2 separate regions of the Homo sapiens genome follow, and region 2 is linked to region 1. A link is an interaction called in ENCODE POLR2A ChIA-PET data of the cell type or tissue named here. Cell type or tissue: IMR-90. All regions are shown on one strand. Each heading gives the region's core, and the rest is flanking DNA. Links, peaks and the distances in the headings are about the cores only.

What was found. Peaks named below come from ENCODE experiments on the same cell type or tissue, not always from the same donor. Only the 100,000 strongest peaks of a DNase experiment are listed, where the experiment ranks them.
Region 2: POLR2A ChIA-PET joins it to region 1 with 10 read pairs; 3 of 35 experiments call an interaction of 5 or more read pairs at or near these places.

The regions. Positions count from the first base shown.
Region 1 is chr17:61,202,940-61,213,192 of GRCh38, forward strand. All of the region lies in intron 22 of BCAS3 (BCAS3 microtubule associated cell migration factor), which reads left to right. Among named protein-coding and RNA genes, the nearest start is that of BCAS3-AS1, 72 kb to the left of the region's middle. In IMR-90, for the core only: no CTCF peak of the experiment used is centred there; a DNase peak (open chromatin) is centred at 6,102; H3K4me3 peaks cover 315 bases; H3K27ac peaks cover 1,545 bases.
Region 2 is chr17:61,018,499-61,028,751 of GRCh38, forward strand. The region is part of intron 16 of BCAS3 (BCAS3 microtubule associated cell migration factor); the gene reads left to right. Among named protein-coding and RNA genes, the nearest start is that of BCAS3-AS1, 110 kb to the right of the region's middle. In IMR-90, for the core only: no CTCF peak of the experiment used is centred there; no DNase peak of the experiment used is centred there.

The DNA of each region.
Region 1 (10,253 bases), core at 3,087-8,086:
CTAGACAGGTTGTAGTATCAGCGCAGTGATGAAAGTAGTCTTCCTCTGCTGTGAATTAGGGCTAATATTAAATTTTGTGTGGTTGCTGAAGAAGTTTACTGTGCACTAGCTCTCTCTTCAAAAAAATTATTTAAGTTACATTAAATTTTATTTATTTATGTGTAGCTCCTAGATCTAAAAGGGAATAGTTTTTTCCCCTCACAATTTCAAGACTTCTCTTTTATTCTTCTTTTTTTCGAGACAGTTTCACTCTTGTCACTCAGGCTGGAGTACAATGGCACGATCTTGGCTCACTGCAGCCTCTACTTCCTGGGTTCAAATGATTCTCCTGCCTCAGCCTCCCGAGTTGCTGGGATTACAGGTGCCCGACACCACACCTGGCTAATTTTTGTATTATTAGTAGAAACAGGGTTTCGCCATGTTGGTCAGGCTGGTTTCAAACTCCTGACCTTGTGATCTGCTCACCTCGGCCTCCCAAAGTGCTGGTATCACAGGTGTGAGCCACCGCGCCTGGGCTTCATTACAATTTTTATTTTGTCTTCCTGATTTCTGGGGGATAAGAGGGGAACCAAAAAGATAGTTTATGAAGAACTTAACAGTTTCCACATTGCCATTTCTGTAAAATCAGGAAAAGAACAACAGATGTATTACAGACTAGTTAGGGAGAAAAGTGATCAAAAAACACTTGATATTTTTAAATTCGTGGAAACTTTGAGCTACATATTTTGCCTTCCGTTCATCTTTGTAACCATTTTTTTGTTTCAGGTTGAGTGTGATTCTTTCTTCCCAGCTGGAACTTTCAGCCTTGTCCCCGAGACCAAAAGCTCAATCAGTGTCACTCTGCAGAGAATGTTTTCAGTATACGAGTGTCCTCTCCTTGGCACTCAGTTGGGACAGTCAGCACTGCCCCTGCCCCAGAGCTAATTAACTGCATTGCTATCAGAGCTCTGAAGTGACAGAGGCAAAGGGCAGAGAATGGAACCAAGAGATCATTCAAAATGGGGTTCAAGCTGGGAGGCAGTGCCCGGCCCCCTTCTTTCACAGCTGGGGTTTTGGCAGCCTGTCCTCGGGTTGTTCAGCCTGGTGACCCTAGCCGCCTGTGATTTACTAACTGTTTTACAAATGTTTCCTCGCTCTGGGAGGTTTGATACACTCTTCATCCTCCTCAGCTCACCAGAGTCACTCAGTCTCTGAGCCAAACCTGCCTTTGTTTACAACTTTTCCGGAAATTTTCACAGAGGGAGAGAAACTCTCCCTCCTCTTTCAGTGTTTTATTTTTAAGTCAACACTTTTCTCAAGTTTATTTGTGCTAAACCAAATTCTCCTACAAGGTATTGCTCTGTATTCAAATGGGAATTGCTGCATTTCTATAAATAGAATGAAGGTCATGTGAACGAGTTCAGAAGATTCTAGATATCACATTTTACGGGACCTTTACATTTAGTTCACTATTTTTTGAAAATAATATTCTATGTTTGGATTTGTCTTTTTTTCCCACATTCATATTTGACTGCGCATTATGTGAAAAATTGAATTTGGGAAACATTGAGTGGAATATTTTTTAAGCTGAAATACCCATGTTAAAAATAACAAAATGTGTTGTTGCTTCATCATTGTAACTTTCTTAAAAACAGAATTTATAGCCCCTTTATTAAATATTTCTAGAATATAATTGCCTCTGAAAACACAGTACCAGGGTTTTTTTGTTTTCGTTTTTCTTTAAATCTCATTCCCATTAATTGCTCAGTCTTTACCTTGGCGGAGAATGAAAAACTGCCTTGGAACTTATTAATAAGCATTTAGAAAAACTCGACAAAAAATTAAAGAATTGGCCTGGCATGGTGGCTCATGTCTGTAATCCAAGCACTTTAGGAGGCTGAGGCACGCAGATCAGTTGAGGCCAGGAGTTCGAGACCAGCCTGGGCAACAGGGCAAAACACCTTCTCAACAAAAAATATAGAAATTAGCCTGGCGTGGCGGCACATACCTGTAGTCCCAGCTACTCAGGAGGCTGAAGTGGAAGGATCACCTGAGCCCAGAGAGGTTGAGGCTGCAGTGAGCCATGATTGTGCCAGAGTGAGACCTTGTCTCAAAAAAAATTAAAGAATGACAGGATAAAAATTTAGGGAGGCCGATTCCATCTGCAATCAAAAGCTAACTTTTGGTCCACACTAAGTAAGAAGTATTATTTTTCTCATTTCTACCTATGAAAAAAAGGTTGAAACTGAAAGAAAAAAAAAGGCATTATTTATTTTCCTCCTTTTCTGTCTTCTAGAGCCAGAACAGACAGAATATATCCTAAATTGGATACAGCCAGAGAATAGTTTACTGATAAAATATGTTTTAGGAAGGAAAACTGGTTACATTTCAGCATATACAGCTGGACTTCCTGGTGGGCCTCCCACATTGTCAACATCAGTACCATTTATTTGTTGACCAACAGAAGACCACCAGAATGAGGTATTTTCATTTCTGCATACTTCTAATTCTACAAGAAAGATAGCTGTTGAGAGAGCTAATATCAAGGAAATGGCAAACAAACACCTTAGGTGATCCTGTGTGACATTCAGGAACTATTGCAGACTTCCAGGACTCAAGACAGTCTCCTCAGCCATAATGTCATTGACCTTGACATACTCAGAACAAATTGGTCTGTGTGATTGCTACCACATGCTGTAGCGCCTCCTAACCCTGCCGTTGGTCTGGAGTGAAGCAGAGCAGGAGAAAGGGCTCCTCATCAGAGGATATGCTTCTTTTATGTTCCTTAGACTCTTGCCCAGCATGCTTTTCCCACTCTATTTAGTCTTAAAATGGCTAATTTAAAGTTTCTGAAGCTTTGTAGGAGCCGCAGAGTGTACCTAGTTTTGCCAGGCAAGGACTGAATAGGTGAATAGTCATTGTATTCTTAGGGTGTGAAACTGTTTCGGGAGCAAAAGATAAGGCAAACACAACCAAAAAGACAGCCCTTTTGCTTAGTTAGGAAGATAATTTATGTCCCCAAAGCTCTTTCAGTGATCTGTACCCATCAGACCAGTAGAATTTGAACTTTTTTCCCAACTGAAGAGTCAACTGAGATGAGTAATAAGCACACTCCTCACTTCTGGTTTTCTTTTACGTCTGTAGGTTTTTTTCATTTATATGGAGAACACAAGTCGTAGCCAGTGAAAGTTTGTATAGGCCCCTCTGTTTCTTGCACTCTAGTTATAGGCACTTGCTAAATGTTTCTTGAGTGGATGAATGAATAAGTGAATCCTGGACAGATTGAGATGTATGGGGTGAGTCATAATCCTGGCAAAACCCTAATTAAACACAGTGGAACCATTGCCTTATGCACAGGGCAACCTCAGGCATTCTGCGTTCATCGTGTCTGCAGTGTTCTCCAAATTCTGAAGCAGAGATGTCTAGATGCTTGTTTAGTGCGGAGGGTCACTTTCTTTATATTTTAAAATCAGTAAGGTCATACTTAACTTCGTTTGTACATATTAATATATCCATAAATGTTGGTAGTTCCTTTGGGTACTATGAGTGACTATAATATTAACTAAACTGCATTTTTAGATTAGAAAATTGTGAGGGGGGACCAAGCACAGTGGCTCACACCTGTAATCCCAGCACTTTGGGAGGCCAAGGCGGATGGATCACCCGAGGTCAGGAGTTCGAGACCAGCCTGATCAACGTGGTGAAACCCCCGTCTCTACTAAACTTACAGAAATTAGCCGGGCATGGTTGTGCACACCTGTAATCTCAGCTACTCGGGAGGCTGAAGCAGGAGAATCGCTTGAACCTGGGAGGCAGAGGTTGACGTGAGCCAAGATCTCGCCATTGCACTTCAGCCTGGGCAACAAGAGCGAAACTCTGTCTCAAAAAAAAAAAAAAAAAAAAAAAAAAAATTGTGAAGGGGGAATCCCCTATGAATGTACCAGTTTTTACTTTGATCCAATCAAGTTGTTTTGTATGGTTTGTTGTTTGTTTTTTGGTTTTTGGTGTTTTTTTTTTTAATTTGATTTCTACATGGATTCAAAATAATTTTGTTTGGAAAGAACAGATATGTCAGGGGAAGAAGTGACACGTAAGCTACAACAGAGTATATTTTTCAAGCACCTCTTTATTTGAAGATGCAATATTAGTATTTGTTCTTTCTTAGCACCTTTTCGAAGTTTTCTTCACATGAACTCTTGCAGTGTGCCAAGGATAGCAGAGATGTTTTTCAAACGTTTATTGGCTACACACATAAAAGAACAGAAATTCCTATTTTTCTTCTCTGTCCTTATATTACTATATCACCTGTTCTCCAGCCTATGGGTACAAGTGATTGACATCGTTTTCTTGTCGATAAGTATGATACTTATACATCTGTCTTGTTCTTCTTACTGTCTGTGTATTAATATTTCTAGATGAAGATATATATTAATTCATTTAATCTTCATTATAACTTTAGGATGCAGATACTGTTATTATTCTTTGATAGATGAGGAAACTAAGTTCAAGAAAGATCCCAAATGTGTCCAAGGTTACAAAGACAGTGAATGCATGACTAGATTCAAACCAAGATGCCCTGGCTCCTGAAGCTGTGCTCCTAATCACCAAGCTGTTTCCCATGGCATTCTATTCTGTGAAGGTATTATCATCTAGTTGATGGCTTCCCTATGGATGTTGTCTAACTTTTTTTGCATTTACAAACAAAACTGCAGTGAACATCTTTATACATATTTCCTTGTGCAGTGGTTAGCATCTTAGAAACTTGAATATATCTGCTTCTTAGCCTCCCACCCAAATTTCTATGTTGCTTTAGAATCCAGAGGAGAAAATCCGCCCTCTTACATGGCTCAAAGAAATATGCTCACAGAGTGCCCATTTTTCAGTTTTCTTAGAGTTGTGAGATTTAAACTAAGAGAAATAAGGTACATATATATTTGTGTGTTGCTTAGTGAGAAGTGGTGGGTAGGAATAATTTTTCTGTTTTTGCTGAGATCTTATTAGTAACATGGCTAAAAACATTGGCTTTGCAAAATTCTCAGTCAGATTCTTGCTTTTAAATAGAATTAGAGGGGAAAATTACTATTAGTCTTTTATATGGAAATAACAAAAAACTTAGGAGATAATGTTGATCACATACCCTTTTTTATTATATCTTAGTAACTTATTTAATATTTTAGAAAGTGGCTTATAAAAAATTTATTGATTTCTACTTAGTATTTCAAATCTAAATTCAGGATGGGAAGGTTTCATGAACTTTCCAGAGACTAGTAACTTCCTATTCCACTTTCCTGGGCTTGGTATTTTAGTTATTGTATTGTCTACTCATATATTTGACTTTTCACTGTGTTTCATTTTGTCTAAAGCGGGACTCTTCTCCTCCCAGGGACCAGAGAATTTTCTTCTTGATGTTCTGTTAAAGCCTTGCTAAGCTCTGACTCAGCCTGACTTTAAATCCATAGTTTCATTTTCTAACATTATTAATGATTAATCTTGAAGCACCGAAGAAATGAAATGTGCTAGTAAGTGTCGTTAAAAAACTGAGAGTTTTTCTTCTGTTGTGGACATTTCTTGTCCATAACAGCTTGAGTTTAACTCGAATCTCATTAGCTCAGCTTAATTTGAGGATGTTCTGAAAAGAGAGAGGGAGAAACAAAGCACGTGGTCATCCCAAATGCTAATATCAGAGACTCTCTTTTAAAGCTACTAGGTCCACGCTTCTATGAAGAAAGCAGGTATCCATGTTGTTGATGCTCCCTAGAGAGAGCCTCAGACACATTTTGTTCCCAAACAGAATTAGAAGGAAAAGGTCTGCTTAGCTGTCTTTTCCTGTTTAAAATACAGCTGCCCCTGCAGTAGAGCCCTTGTCAGCTCGCTGGTGCTCTCTGCAAACTTGCAGTGCAAGTCTATGATATAAGTGGTGTAGAGTGGTTTTGTTGCTAAGAGAAAAGTGCTAAAAAGGAAAAAAAAAAAAAAAGGAGGGCCTGTATCTCTTGTGTAGCTCAGATCCTTTGGGTATTTAATGTACAGTTTCAGCAAAAGACACTCAGAATTATACCTCTGGTTGGTTCAAAATTGCTTAAATGTTGAAACATATGGTCTCATGTTCCATTTGTTAGCAAACAACCAGCTGTTCTCAGCCTGCCAAATCCAAGTAAACATCCACTGTGTGGAAGAGTGAATCTGAAATGGTTCAGTAAAAACATAAAAGCTGTTTTTGCTGAAGAAGAAGAAAAAAAAAAGGCCACCCCGAAACAACAGCTAGTGAAAAAAAAAAAAAAATCTTGTTCTGATAACGTCTTTTCCCTGGCTTGCTTACAGTGGACTGTGGAGTAGGAATGACTCTAGAGCCGTTTCAATTTAAAAAGATTTGTAGGCAAACTTGCTGTCCTCTTCTGTTGCTGAAAATCGTGATTGTCTTGGTTACAGTGATTATTTTAATAAAATGCAATTATCTGAATAATTAATGTATTTGACTACTCTACTGTGTCCTCCATTCACAGAGGCCAAAATGTCAAAGATCAAGTAGATTGGGAGAATAGGAAAATTCTCATTATAAAGGCAAGGGGAGGAGGGAAAGGATGAAATATTTGGAATTTCAGTGCAGTGGTTTCTATTTATCCGAAATGTCAAGGGCAGTGTAAAATGTATTTTTAAAATGTGTTTCTGTATGGTTTGTGCCCATTCTTGGCGTGGCTGTGGCTGTACAGAGACCATTGTTCTTTGAGGAATATGAGGGGGTGTCTTTGTCCAAAGTGACAAAAAGAAGACTTGGAAGACTGGGCTTCCTTTGTTCCTGTGCGGTGCTGTAAAATTTGGTTTGAAATTAGGACCTCAGGGAAGGACCTTCAATAGAGAGCTTTCATTTCCTGCCAGCATTTTAATCACTCTGGGGTTTAAAGTGGATGGCCGGCCAGCATAATGGCCCTATGTTTAATAGAACAGCTTGTATCTTGAAGGCCAGTTAAGGGATCTGTCATCCGCCCAATATTCGTCTTTTCTGTTTCCTGTCCATTTATGAAGATCACCCACCCTTTTAGGTGGCTTCCCTGGATCATTTTGTAGGGGAGCTGCTGCCACTGCTTCTTAAAGAGGCTGAACAGAAACCCAGTTGAATGTGGTCCAGTCTTCAGCCCACGCAGGGAAGTTCTGCAGAGTGCTTTAATTAGACACGAAGTTCACCACATTTGGGAGTTGATTCCATCAGTTGTAGAGGGACTGTGTCAGATTTCACAAAAAATATAGAATTGGAAGAAGATTAAAATTTATCCATATCTCAGAATTATTGGCACCTATTGACCTGATATGTGCTCACATCATCACTGTGGTGGATGTTAATGTCATCCTGTCATGCACAGGAGTAACTTATCTCCTGAGGGGTGAAGTAACCTGGTGGGTTTGATCCTGTTGTATACAAAGGAAATTCACAATTTTTCTAATACAGTGGCTTGTTAACTCTGAAGGCAGGCTTCCTTTGGAACCCTTTAGAAATTTACCTTTATAGTTTATGAGATGATATCCAGAACTCCTAAAGGAGTAAATATTGGAGACAAGACTTGAAAGAGAGAGCCAGCAGTAAGAAGTAAGGGTTCTGAATTTCTTTCCCAGCTCATGCCTAGTGGGTAAGAGTAAGATAACATCAGTAAAAGCCTGAGATTCACTAAGTTTTCATGTAGGAACTGTCACTGAAATTGCTCTGTGACCAGGTGCTAAGAATGGCCTTGTGTTGTCAGTAATAGTGAACTGCTTGGCAGAGGTAATTTTAGAGGTAACTATTAAATAGGATCACAAAGTGTTTCCCTAACTGAGTAATAACATACATGAATGAGGGGAGAGAAGGAAGGGACCTTTTCAACTACGAGCACACTCTCTATCCCATCTCATAGCCAGTTGTGCTGCAGACAGACAAAACCAGAGAAGCCGCTTTTCACGGACATTTTTCTTTTTTGCAGATACCTAGGGGTTATCATGGGGAAACAAAGGCATGTATAAACCTCATTCAGCAGTCTTTTCAGATAGAGTCTGAAAAGAGTCTATCACCAATCTATCTGAGGTCAGCTTAATCCATACCCACAGAGATGATGAGCCAAAGGCTTCCCTAAGCTAGGGTCCCATAGTCTTCCCCAAGCTAGGGTCCCAGCGCTGGGTGGGGGACAGGAGAAAAGGCCTGAGGCACGGGGGAGAAAAGGCAGTTGCAGATAGTAATGTTTGGAGGCATGCTCAGTTATTCAGAAGAAATGGAATGACGTTAAAATTCTCCCAAAAAAGGTTGGAACCACCTCTGCTTCCCTTTCCCCACTCTGTAATCAGTAATCATTGTCTGGTGTGTTCAGATGATAATCCAGTTGGCCACCAAGGGGTTGTGCTTCCTTACTGACTGTATTTGTGATCTGTAAGACTTTTCAAACACAGGTTTAAACATCCAGAGACTCCAGCCTCTTTGACAGTCATTCTCCCACTGTGTCCCTTTTGACTTCTTTTGTCATGTCTCTAGTGCAGATTTCCCAGCTGCCCAATTTGAGCCCTTTTGAGTTGACCTCCCTTGGATGAGTAGCTCTTTGAAAGCTGATTTAAAGTGAGTGTTGCTCCACCTAAGAGCTGTTGGCTGAAAAAAGCACTGTCTACAACAGCAGAGGTGGCCGAGAAAGGCAGACAGGCTCTCCTGAGGCTGGTGTTGCAGATTTGCATTGGTCTAGTAGGAATTATGCATCATTAGACTGAACTTCTTATGTTTGCATCCAGGTCATTTCTCCATAAAAAAAAAAAAAAAATGCCACTGACATTACAGCCAAGGAACCATCATTGTACTTACACCAGTCTGTTCCCACACATGAAGTGTTATGCTTCAAATAACCGCTCAACAGCTCATCTGAAGGTCCAGAGTATGTTTACTGGGTAAAATATTTCAGGCATAGACTTGGAGAGCAAGCTGCCCACCAGGGCAGGGCCTTAGCATAAAGTTAATATCGTCAAAGATCTGACTATAATCCATTTCATTCACTGTTGCAGTTTGCTGTGTGGGTGTTTCTACAATGTGGGAAACTTGTTTCATTGAAGAGTCTGAATATTTTGTAAGGATGTGAAGAGTTGCAAATAATCTTTTCTGTAAGGCTATGAGGAGAAACAAAGCAGCTAATGTTAGAAAGAACTGGTACACGATTGTTTTCTGTCATTTGTAAAACAAAATAGGAATATTCTGGTCTTTACAGATTTATATCCTCAACTTGTTGCTCCTTAAGGATTATACAAAAAGCATACCTATGAAAAGATCTGTTCTACTGGAAGGATATCCTATTTTGAAGCTCAAATAGTTTTATTTTTATTTACGTATTTATTTTCAGAAATAGCGTCTCCGTCTGTCACCCAGGCTGGAGTGCAGCAGTGTAATCATAGCTCACTGCAGCCTCGAACTCCTGGGCTGAAGTGATCCTCCATCCTCAGCCTCCCAAAGCACTGAGATAACTAGTGAGGGCCACCACGCCCAGCCTTGAAGCTCAAATAATTTTAAAATATAAGATGATATATGTAATAAAGCATAATTCTTTGTCTATAGAAAATGTGTCTGTATGTTCAAAAGGCTACCTAAATTTTGTTATATTAACGAAAGAAAAGGTATGGAATAAAGTGTATATATATATATATAAAAACTATATTGTATATTTGCAATATAGTAAAAATAACATATACATGTATAAAGATATATACATATAAACATATAAATATTTCTGTGTATTCAAGTCAGTAGAGTTACCCAAGATGCCTTCATTTTTGCCTTTAGGCAGTGAGACTATGCTAGCCTTAACTGAAACTTTATTAGATTCAGTGGTGCTAGTTTCCAATTTCTATTTCTCAGCTTCTCTTTGGAATCACAATTCATTAGAATCATTCATTAGAAAATGAATTGGCCTTTGTGGATACCCCATTCTTAGACTATAGCATTTGGTTAGCATCGTTCCTGTGGGCTCCCTTTGGAAAATTTGCCTGTATCTATATGAGTCCCAAGTCCTTCCTTTCAAAAGCCTTTGCTTATACTTTATCCCTTATTCAGTTAATACCTTTTTCATTATATTGTACATAAGTGCTTTTATGTTTTAGATTTGAATCCCAACTAGATAGTTTGGGATAGTTCTTTGGGGCAGGACCCATGTCACACTTTTTCTGTATTCCTCAGAACCAAGCACACTATTTAGCATGTAGGTGTTAGTTTCCTTTCCTTGTTAAATTGTTATATATATATTTTTGTTTGTTTGTTTGTTTTTTGTTTTTTGTTTTGAGAT
Region 2 (10,253 bases), core at 2,499-7,498, 190 kb before region 1:
GCCATGTTGGCTAGGCTGGTCTTGAATTCCTGACCTCAAGTGATCCACCTGCCTCGGCCTCCCAAAGTGCTGGGATTACAGGCATGAGCCACCACGCCCGGCCCCAAATGTTAATAGATCAACTTATTTGCTTTATCATTCATATTCTCTCCCTCTGCCTGCATAAACACTAACACGTCATTCACGTTCTCTCCCTCTGCCTGCATATACACTAACATGTTACGTTTTTGCAGCCTTAATATACCCTTATCCCTACATACTTCAATGTGTAATTTCTAAAGGCACAGACATTCTCTTATATAACTGTAGTACAGTTATCAGAAGAAGAGACCTTGAACGTACTTCATTAGTTTTTCTTAATTCCACATAATTGTTGTCTATAATGATTTTTCTACTTGTAGCATAGCTTTAGTGTACTACAAATTACCCAACCTACTGTTCCTTTTTTCCCTCACCATCTACTATTTTTTATCCCTTCCTATTAATATAGAGTACAGTGACTGATAAGACTTTGATGATAGTGGTCAGTCATACTTGACTGTTGCTAGATGACAAGACTCAATATCTTTAAGCCAGAGGTCCCCAACCCCTGGGCCACAGACTGGTGCTAGTCCCTGGCCTGTTAGGAACTGAGCCGCACAGCAGGAGGTGAACAACAGGCGAGTGAGCATCACCGCCTGAGCTCTGCCTCCTGTCAGATCAGCATCGGCATTAGATTCTCGTTAAGAGTGCAAACCCTATTGTTGTGAACTACACATGTGAGGGACCTAGGTTGCACACTCCTTATGAGAATCTAATGCCTCATGATCTGAAGTGAAACTTCCATGAAACCTATTCCTGGTGCCAAAAAGGTTGGGGATCGCTCCTTAAGCCACTCTCTGAAGAGTTTGTTGATTATACCTGGAAACTACTATTGACTTTTCTGATTGTTCTTTTACTATAAGTTATCTAAAACATTTAATCATAAAGTTTTCAGAATATAATATATGGTTTGATTATCTTAAAATTTAACATTTTCACTAAAATACATGTATTTTGCCTTGTCAAAAGTAATATTTGATTCGTGAGAACCAAATATATTCTGTGAATTTTCATTTTTGCTATATTCTGAGTTTTGAAACAAATCTCAGACAATATTTCATCCCATTAGCTTTCATCCTATTAGATTTTAAAGGCTATATTTATTTTATTAAATTTTTTTTACTATGACAAATTCTTAAGACTGGAGTTAGCTAATTTCCATTAATTATTGGCATTAAATTGTATTGTATTTGCTGAGAAATCTGATGGCTCCATTAACGTCACCAGGGTGATGAGCACATGAGAGTTTTCATTTTCCATGTCTCTTTTTATTCTGGAAATTCTCATTTACTCAAGCTTTGCTTTTATAAAATTCCTTTCCTAGTATTTTTAAAATAAAATCAACAAGAAGTATTTGACATGGATTATGTAGAAAGAGAACACAGAGTGACCCACTTATAGACAGGTAAATTATATTCTGTTTTCAATATACCTGATAATGTAGTTGGTAAAATTATGTACTTAGGTTAGATAAGCTTCCACTTCATCTATGTCCGAGGTATTTTGCACATGGTCATAAAATAACCATAAAGTGTTATATTTCTAAAGTAGAGATTTCTAAAGATTTCTAGGATCCAGTAATTAAATACCCAAATTGAGATAGAAGCCTCAACTTAAACCTTAAGGGGACAAAACGTGTGTTTACCATATTCAACATCTGCCTTCTTATGTTTGCAAATACATATGCCTGAAAGCCTGTGCAGTGTCAGGGACCATCTGTCTCACTGCGAGACATACATGAGGCCAGTAGAACTACAAATAGCAGAAGACAGATGTATTTACACCTTCTTGTTCAGTACCTTGAAGCAGCACTTGGAGGTAATAAGGCCTGTTTTGGCAACAGCTGCTGCTTAACTCTGTGACAGTATACATTGATGGAGGTAAAAGAAGTGTTAGACATTATTTGGCTCCAATAATCACCCATTCAAACAGACTCTGTTTTCTTTCAGTTTAAGACTGGAGGTTTAAAAAGTCCAGGTTATCATGTTCTTATCATATGTAAGTAAGAATAGTTCTCCTAATCTATTAAAAGTGGAATTAGGTGCTAAGAGGTTGCACCATATCTTGGATGTTAGGTTTGTAGTAGGGATTTATTAGCAGCATTTCATAGATGTTTGGCATTATCAAGTGAGTGATCAAGTTTTAAAAAATATTTTCTATGTAACAATTCACAAAAAAATGTTCATCAATGAGCTTAATTTTATCTGCTTAAATCTAAAATTATTTATATTTCCAAATTATTTTATGGACACAAGCAGAGAACAGTAAATTTCAAAAAGAAGTCATGGTAGGTAGTTCCGTGGGAATAAAAAATATTAAAATTGAAAATGAAGTTACTTCCTTGCTCTTACTAGGTGGAGCACTTTTTGTGAAGTAAACATGGGATGATTTGCTCTCTCGTAGGTTTCCTTTTCCTTAAATGGAAGTAGCTCCTCATTTCTTTCCCCCTCCCCATCTTTATATTTACTCATTTCATTTCTTCTCTTTTCTTTTGAGACAGAGTCTTGCTCTGTCACCCAGGCTGGAGTGCAGTGGTGTGTGATCTCCACCCACTGCAACCTCTGCTCTTGGGCTCAGGTGATTCTCTTGCCTCAGCCTCCCGAGTAGCTGGGACTACAAGTGGGTGTGTGCCACCATGCCTGTCTAAGTTTTGTATTTTTTGTAGAGATTGGGTTTCTCTATGTTGCCCAAGCTGGTCTTGAACTCCTGGTCTCAAGTGATCCAACTGCCTTAGCCTCCCAAAGTGCTGGGATTATAGGCATGAGCAACCGCACCCGGCCATGTTTATTCATTTCTTTGTGAAGATTTAGGTGGTTATTAGGAAGCTTCAGATGCACCCTGTAGAAGTAGGTTAAGTAATGTAGTGGAAAAAATATGGAATTGGGAGTCTGAGGCCCTGGCTTCTTCTCATCTGGGTTCTGCACCTATTTGCCAGTGTGTCCTAGGTAAATTTCTTCACCTGAAAAAAAAAAGTTTATATATATGGATTATAATCTTTTAATCCTTATCATGTATGAGTTTCTACCAGTTCTTTGGTCCCATTTCTAAGCCTCAGGACTGTTGAGCAGCCGTAAGCCAGTGCTGATGGGCTCAGGCCCCACTTAGAAAGCATAGATGCTTTTAAATGATATTAAATGGAAGCATTAAATAGCATTTATTCAGACACATCCAGTTGATATTTGTAGACCAAATCTACCATCAGACTTGGCTATGTGAGTAAATGATATTGGCATATAGTAGGCCTTGCAGAAGGTCTATTCCTTATTTTAATTCAATTAGGTACACCTTGGCTCAGTTACACAGTTTGGCCTGAGCCTTAAACTTTATAGGCAAAGTTCGGAGAATTAAATTGGAAATATTTGGAGAAAGACCCACTAGATACAGATATAATAGCTTGGGTAATTCCCCACCTCATGTTTCTGCCTTATGTAAGTACCAGTTCTTCATAGCTAAGCAATGGATGTTTGGTTCTAGATATTAAATAATGGACAATGTATTTTCATTGGAATATGTATGGATGTGACTACATATGCAATATATTTAACATAGTTTGAGTTCCAATTTTTCTGCTATATCAGTGGAGTACTTAAACCACACCATACTGTAAATCTGGGAATTTTTTTTGGATGATGTCTACTATATACCATATATATATTTTTTGTTTGTTTGTTTGTTTTGTTTTGTTTTTGATATGGAGTCTCGCTCTGTAGCCCAGGCTGGAGAGCAGTGGCGTGATCTTGGCTCACTGCAAGCTCCGCCTCCTGGGTTCACACCATTCTCCTCCCTCAGCCTCCCGAGTAGCTGGAGGCGCCCGCCACCACGCTTGGCTAATTTTTTTGTATTTTTAGTAGAGATGGGGTTTCACTGTGTTAGCCAGGATGGTCTCATTCTCTTGACCTCGTGATCCACCTGCCTCCACCTCCCAAAGTGCTGGAATTACAGGCGTGAGCCACCGCGCCCAGCCTATACCATATTTTTAAAAGTCAGCAGGCATAAATTTCTACAGAAGTTTGACATTATTTATGTTATGTTCATCTCTTTTTTTGCCACATATAACAGAATTTTAACATTATCAATGTTTTTTTCCTAATGAAAAGTCACCCAGGCTCAAGTGCAGTAGTGTGATCATAGTTCACTGTATCTTCAAACTCCTGGGCTCAAGTGATCGTCCCACTTCAACCTCCTGAGTAGCTGGTACTACAGGCCTATATCACCGCACCCGGCTGATTTTTAAAATGTTGTGAAGAGATAGGTCTTGCTGTATTGCCCAGGCTAGTCTTGAACTCCTACGCTCAGTCTTGCCTTAGCCTCCCAAAGTGCTGGAATTATAGGCATGAGCCACCATGCCCAGCCTGCTAATGAAAATCTTCTAAATCTTGAGTTTATCACTTAAAATTGGGTATCATGTGTATCTCAAATTAGACACTTGTCTGTTTTAGCTTCAGTTTCCCCTACAGATCAATAGTTTACTACCAGTAATACGATAGGTCTCTTTGGTAGGGAGCAAGTAAAATTAATGAAAAATTCAAAGTATAACTTAAAAATGATATTAGGAATAATTTACTGATATGCATGTGGGAAATGCAAGTTCACTTCAGTTGTTGTTTTAACAGAGGGCACACAGAATTTAGAAGTCATTAGCATCCCTAGAATTTATTTTTAGAGAAATATGGCTCTGCTTCAATATTTGACACATAATGTTGTATAGCTTTTTCTCTGCTTCATCTCTGTTTATTACATTTAATATTTATATGGGCTCATTCTGATGTCTGTTCTGTGGCAGTGCCTGAATTGTCTTAGGACATGATTAATTGAAAAATAAGGTTTATAGAGTATGTTTATAAAATTTGTCTCTTAGATGCCACGTACTTCTTTAACTCTGGAGATGATTGAACAGAATTGTTACTAATACCTTTTAGCACTAGAGTCAGATTATAGAGGATTGGAGGATTTCAAATCAAATCTAGTTTTGCTTTTTTCTCATATTAAAAAAATTCTTCGTGTTTACCTTGTTTTCAGCTAGTAAGATTGAAGACTTTGTGGCACCATGTGGCATTCAACAAAATGAATCAGTTGAATGACTTACATAGTGTTATGGTATGTTATAAAACATAATTCTTTCCTATCTTCTGGGAGTCTCCTGAAGAAACCCTTTGAGAACTAATGGCCAGGTCATTTCACGGTGGCCTATATATAAGTCTGTAATATTTCTGGATTTTTAGTCTCTTGACCAGATTTTCCTGAGATTTGAAAATCAGAATTCAGGTCAAAAAGGATATAATTATGACAAATTGAGTAGGTTTTATATGGCATATTTGTTAAGCCTGCTAAAATTTAATGGTGATTGGAAAACACCAATTATTCGAGTTTGAATATAGTAATTTGGGTTGCCTCTGTTAATACAGAGAATATTTCATTCAGTATACACTCCCACTCACATCATCTCTTTTTCTTTCCACTCTCATCTCACTTTAATACGAAACTATAGCTGTGAACTTTTGGGAGGGGAGAGTGAAGTCATAGGTGAAGACAGCTGGATCATGGATTTGTACTTTGTGACTTTATATTTTCATTCCTTTGCTACTGAGGAAAGATGAAGCAGGCACATTTCAAAAGAACAGCTGACACTATCCATACAAAGACAGTAATTACGTCAGTCACTATAATTCTTTGGAGTTTGTGGATCTTCTTTTACATGTATATGGCAGAGGTCTAGCTTGTAGGACTAGGCCAGAGGCAGATGAGTATAGATTTTATACATGCCAATTGTACATGCTAAACCAGGTTCTAACCTTGTCTCTCCAGTTCCCTTTCTCCTTGAGTTCTGTTAGCCAGTGAATCCTAGTTTGATTGAATTAGGATAACTTTAAACTAACACAAGTGGGTCAAATTGTGAATAGTGAACCTTACTGTATTCAAACTTAACAATGATGTTATTTATTTAGTACAGGCCTGTAAACTACAGTGTCTGAGTTTTACGGTGCATTTTAGGATTATGGGACAAGGAAGTAGTTGGAGAAATCTCCTTTTGGCAACATGTTACTGCCTGGAAAGGAAAATCTCGAGGTTTTTTTTTTTAAGTTTCTATATTTTTCTTTGGCTAACGTATGTTTCCTTTTTACATAAAAGGAAACCTAAACCTGGAAGAAAGGTATTTACTGGCTCTACAGGTAGGGAATATCAGATGGTCTTTTGAATTTTTAGACACTTGAAGTTTTTGTTTCATTTTTGCTTGTTTGGTTTTTGCAGCCAATGGAAAAACCTTTTAAGTAATAAGGACTAAGTTAAACTTCTAAATTCTTTATAATAAATCAATATGCTGATGTTCTGGATGAGATGGGAGACTGCCCTGAGTAGGTACAATATAACGACGTAAGCCTGGACATTCCAGATTACAGTCACTTCTGGACAATTTGGTTAGTTCAGGTGTCTTGCCTAATTAGGTGAAATTAAGAGAAGTTGTATACTATATGACAACGAAAACCTCTTCATTTTAGAGGTATTTGTAGGCATATAGAAATGGCGTGAACCATTCCTTTTCCTATCATTTCAGAACGGGCTCACTATTCAGTTGAGAGATTGTAGTCTTCAAGTAGTTTTAGTTATTTAAATCTGTGTTTGTCAAACTGCAAGCTGAGCTCTAGTAACATTTTGGTTTTGAGGTAATTAGTCATGAAATCATATAAGGAGATTATGGCCAACATTTTTTTTTCTTTAATGAAGTAGAATAAAAGTGCAATTCTGCCACTGGTTCTGTGGACCAGCAGCATTGCTGTTATCTAGGAGCTTATCGGAAATACAGAATCTCAGATCCCAGCCAGACCCACAGTGTTAGAATATGCATTTATCTGCATTGTAACATAATCTCAACATTAATGTTTATAAAACATTGAAATAAAAATAGTAACATTTATTACAGATAACACATTCATTAAATTATTGTTTCTGTCTTGTTTGTGTGTACTCGTGCACATACCAGCTTACACCTTAAAATGTATTTCTATGGGTTCACAGTCAAAAAAGTTTAAAATCTACTATTTTAAATGTGGATGCTGACATCGTACCGCTGGGTATGTTCTTATCTAACTGAGAGAGAGCTATCCTTGCTTGGCATTGGCATTGGCATCATCTCTAAAGTTTTGTTTTATTTTTTATCTATCCTATTTTTCCTTCTACCTCACTTTCTTCTAGTTATCTCTTGCGTGTCTCTGTTCCTTTCTTTGTATATAATGCGCTTCAAGCCTCAAAATTGTACTCACTATCGTGAAAACATTTTTCTCAAGTTTTGCTTTGTGGTCAAATATACTCAGTTTACTGGGAAAAAAATTAAGGCTAATCAGCAGGATTTTTATTTTTTAATTCTAGAACCAATTTTGAAGAAGGAAATACCCACATTTTACCAATGTGCTTTTCTCCTCCATTTGTTATGATTTCCAAATGTCAGATGTTACAGTACCATTTGGTTTGGATATCATTAAATCACTCAGTTTTCTTTATGTGCAGATGTGCATGGCATATCTTAAATGCTAGGAACAGAATTTTGAGAAGAAATATGTATAACATTGAAGTCCCAGTTTCCCAGTTGTATTTAAAACAAGTGATTGTAGCTTTAGTTTGCTGCGTACTAACCTAATCTAGTGCAGACCAGGTAAAGGAAGCTAACCTCTTAGACCACTATTAAGAGATATCCTAATTTCCTGGATTATGGCCAAAAATAGAGAAAAATTATACTAGTTGTACTTAGTGTTTTTTCCTTTGACCAACAATATACAATTCAACTTACGACAAATAAGCAGCTTGAAAAATATGTGCCTCTTTCTGTGGTTCTGAGACTGGAACCAGTGAAAAGCAGACAATTCATATCAAATTTTTTATCCAGTCATCGTTAGCTAATTTTAACCATTTTGTGTCACATAGCTACACATTTGTTGCTATTGATCTCACTCTTCTCCATCTGGTTATTCCATTTAACTTATACCTTGTTTTAAAGGGCTTCAGCAGTGAATTTTATTTTATTTTAACTTAGAAATACTACAGGGGTGCTCCAGAAAAGGGGGAGAAATAGAAAATTTTGAATCTCTAACTCTGAAAATTAAGGGCCTTGTTACTACACATCATTCTGTTTATTGGTTATATCAGACAGTATGTACAGCAGAATTGTAAATGATTACTAATTTTTTAGTTATTTTTATCCATACTCTATAACAGTATGATATACTTGTATTTGCTAATGTTAAATGAGTTTTTCTCTAATTTTTTGTGCATTTTTCCCCCTTTTCCATGAAGGCCTTATCTCTTTGGAGCGGGGTGTTTTTCCATAAAAGCCCCATGGTGAGTTCCAGTTCAGTCCCGCATGCCTCATTCATTTGCTGTACTCTCAAAAAGTAATTTGTTTTGTAGTTTTGTTTCCAGTTGCATGGCCTGATCACAGATAGATGCACCAAGTTACTGAATAATTTGTAGATGGAACATGAATGTTGATATTTAAGCTTTAGAAAAGTGGTTTTCTTGGTTTCACTTCATTCTTTAAAAAGTAAAAAACAAAAAAAAAAAAACCACAGATGAATTTTTTTTAAATAGAAGAATTCTCTCATAATGCTCGTAAATATTACAAGACAAGGCTAACACCCAAGTTTAAAGCTTTGAGTATTATGGCATTAGAAGTTACCTACATATCATGCATAGCATTTGAGGACATGATTTATTTTGAAATATAAATATATTTAAGGTATACCAAAAGCACCTTATAAAGTTTTTGTTGCATTTTATTTGGTCCTAAAGAGACAAAAGTTCTGTTTTTGAATAGTTTAGGTATTTAAGGAGCTACATAATGACAAAATATATATTTTACATAAAACCTCCTAAATAATTTATTATTTTGAATTATTAGCACATACTCATCATAGCTTAATTATTTGGTAAATTCTTTCATGTCAGTGCACAGAATACAGCTTTGTCAGTCTTAGACAGGAAGGTCATAGAAAAGAATTCGAATATATTTAATACTTTCATGTAAAGATAGGAAGTAGAATGTGTTAAGAATGGTATAAAATGTTTAATGGTTAAGAGTCAGACTGCCTGGGTCTTAGATCCCAATTGACACACTTACTAGCTATATGATTTGGGGGGAGTTTTCTAAAACCTTTCTATTTCTTATTTCCTTATGTATTAAATGTACCTATGTAATGGACTCACTATGAGTATTAAATAAGCTGATACATATCTCAGTATGTGTTAGTATATAACAGTGCCTGGCACATAGTAAATGTGCAGTAAATGTTAGCTGCTACCACTGTTTCTTTTCCTGTTTCAGGGAAAAATACCGTGTTTCAAAAGAAGCTTATTTAAATTAGATTATGTTTTTCACTTTTAAGGATATGTTAACCAGTGCGAAGTTTTGAGAAATGTAAGCTATATTAATTTTATTAATTTAGTCAGAATACTGAAAAGAGTTCTGCACATATGTGTAGTTCTCATAACTGCTAAATGGGGATTGTTCATACTGTTCTATTACACTAGAAAAAAACATTCCAACGTTTTTTCCTCTTGGACAGAAAGAAGCTTAAATAGTTCTTTAAGGTTAATTATTATTTGACACAAACTTATTTCAATGTTTATATGCCATAGGAAGATCTGAAAATTTTGTTATTGCTTAATAATAGGTGACATAAAACAAATCAACATAAAATTTTCCTCCTTGAAAATTATAATTAGACACAGTTTGCAAAACTATTCTAAACAAATTCAGGATATACAAGAATATAAATCTCATGAAAGTTGATCTTTATTCATTTTGTTAACCAGATGTCTTCTAAAAACAAATAAGATACACAGATCTTACTTATGAGCCTTCCAGTGATCAGTGAATTTTAAATGCCACATTCAACATATGACAAAATTTCTTTGTAAACTTAGAATTAAATTCCATTTTAGGATAAATTCTTCTTCTAAGTACAAAGCAAAGAGTTGTAGTATGTTAATAAAGATTGAAGTTTTGCATAGAAGTAAAAGATGGAATAACAACTGTTGTATGTTAAGTAAGTAAAGTTCATTCCTTCAACAGCTTACGTGCTCCTCACATTTAAGCAAAAGCACTTGTCAACCAGAAATGATTTGAGGTTGAAACAAGATTAAAAGAGCCAGATTAAAGAAAGGGATATATTAAATATAGT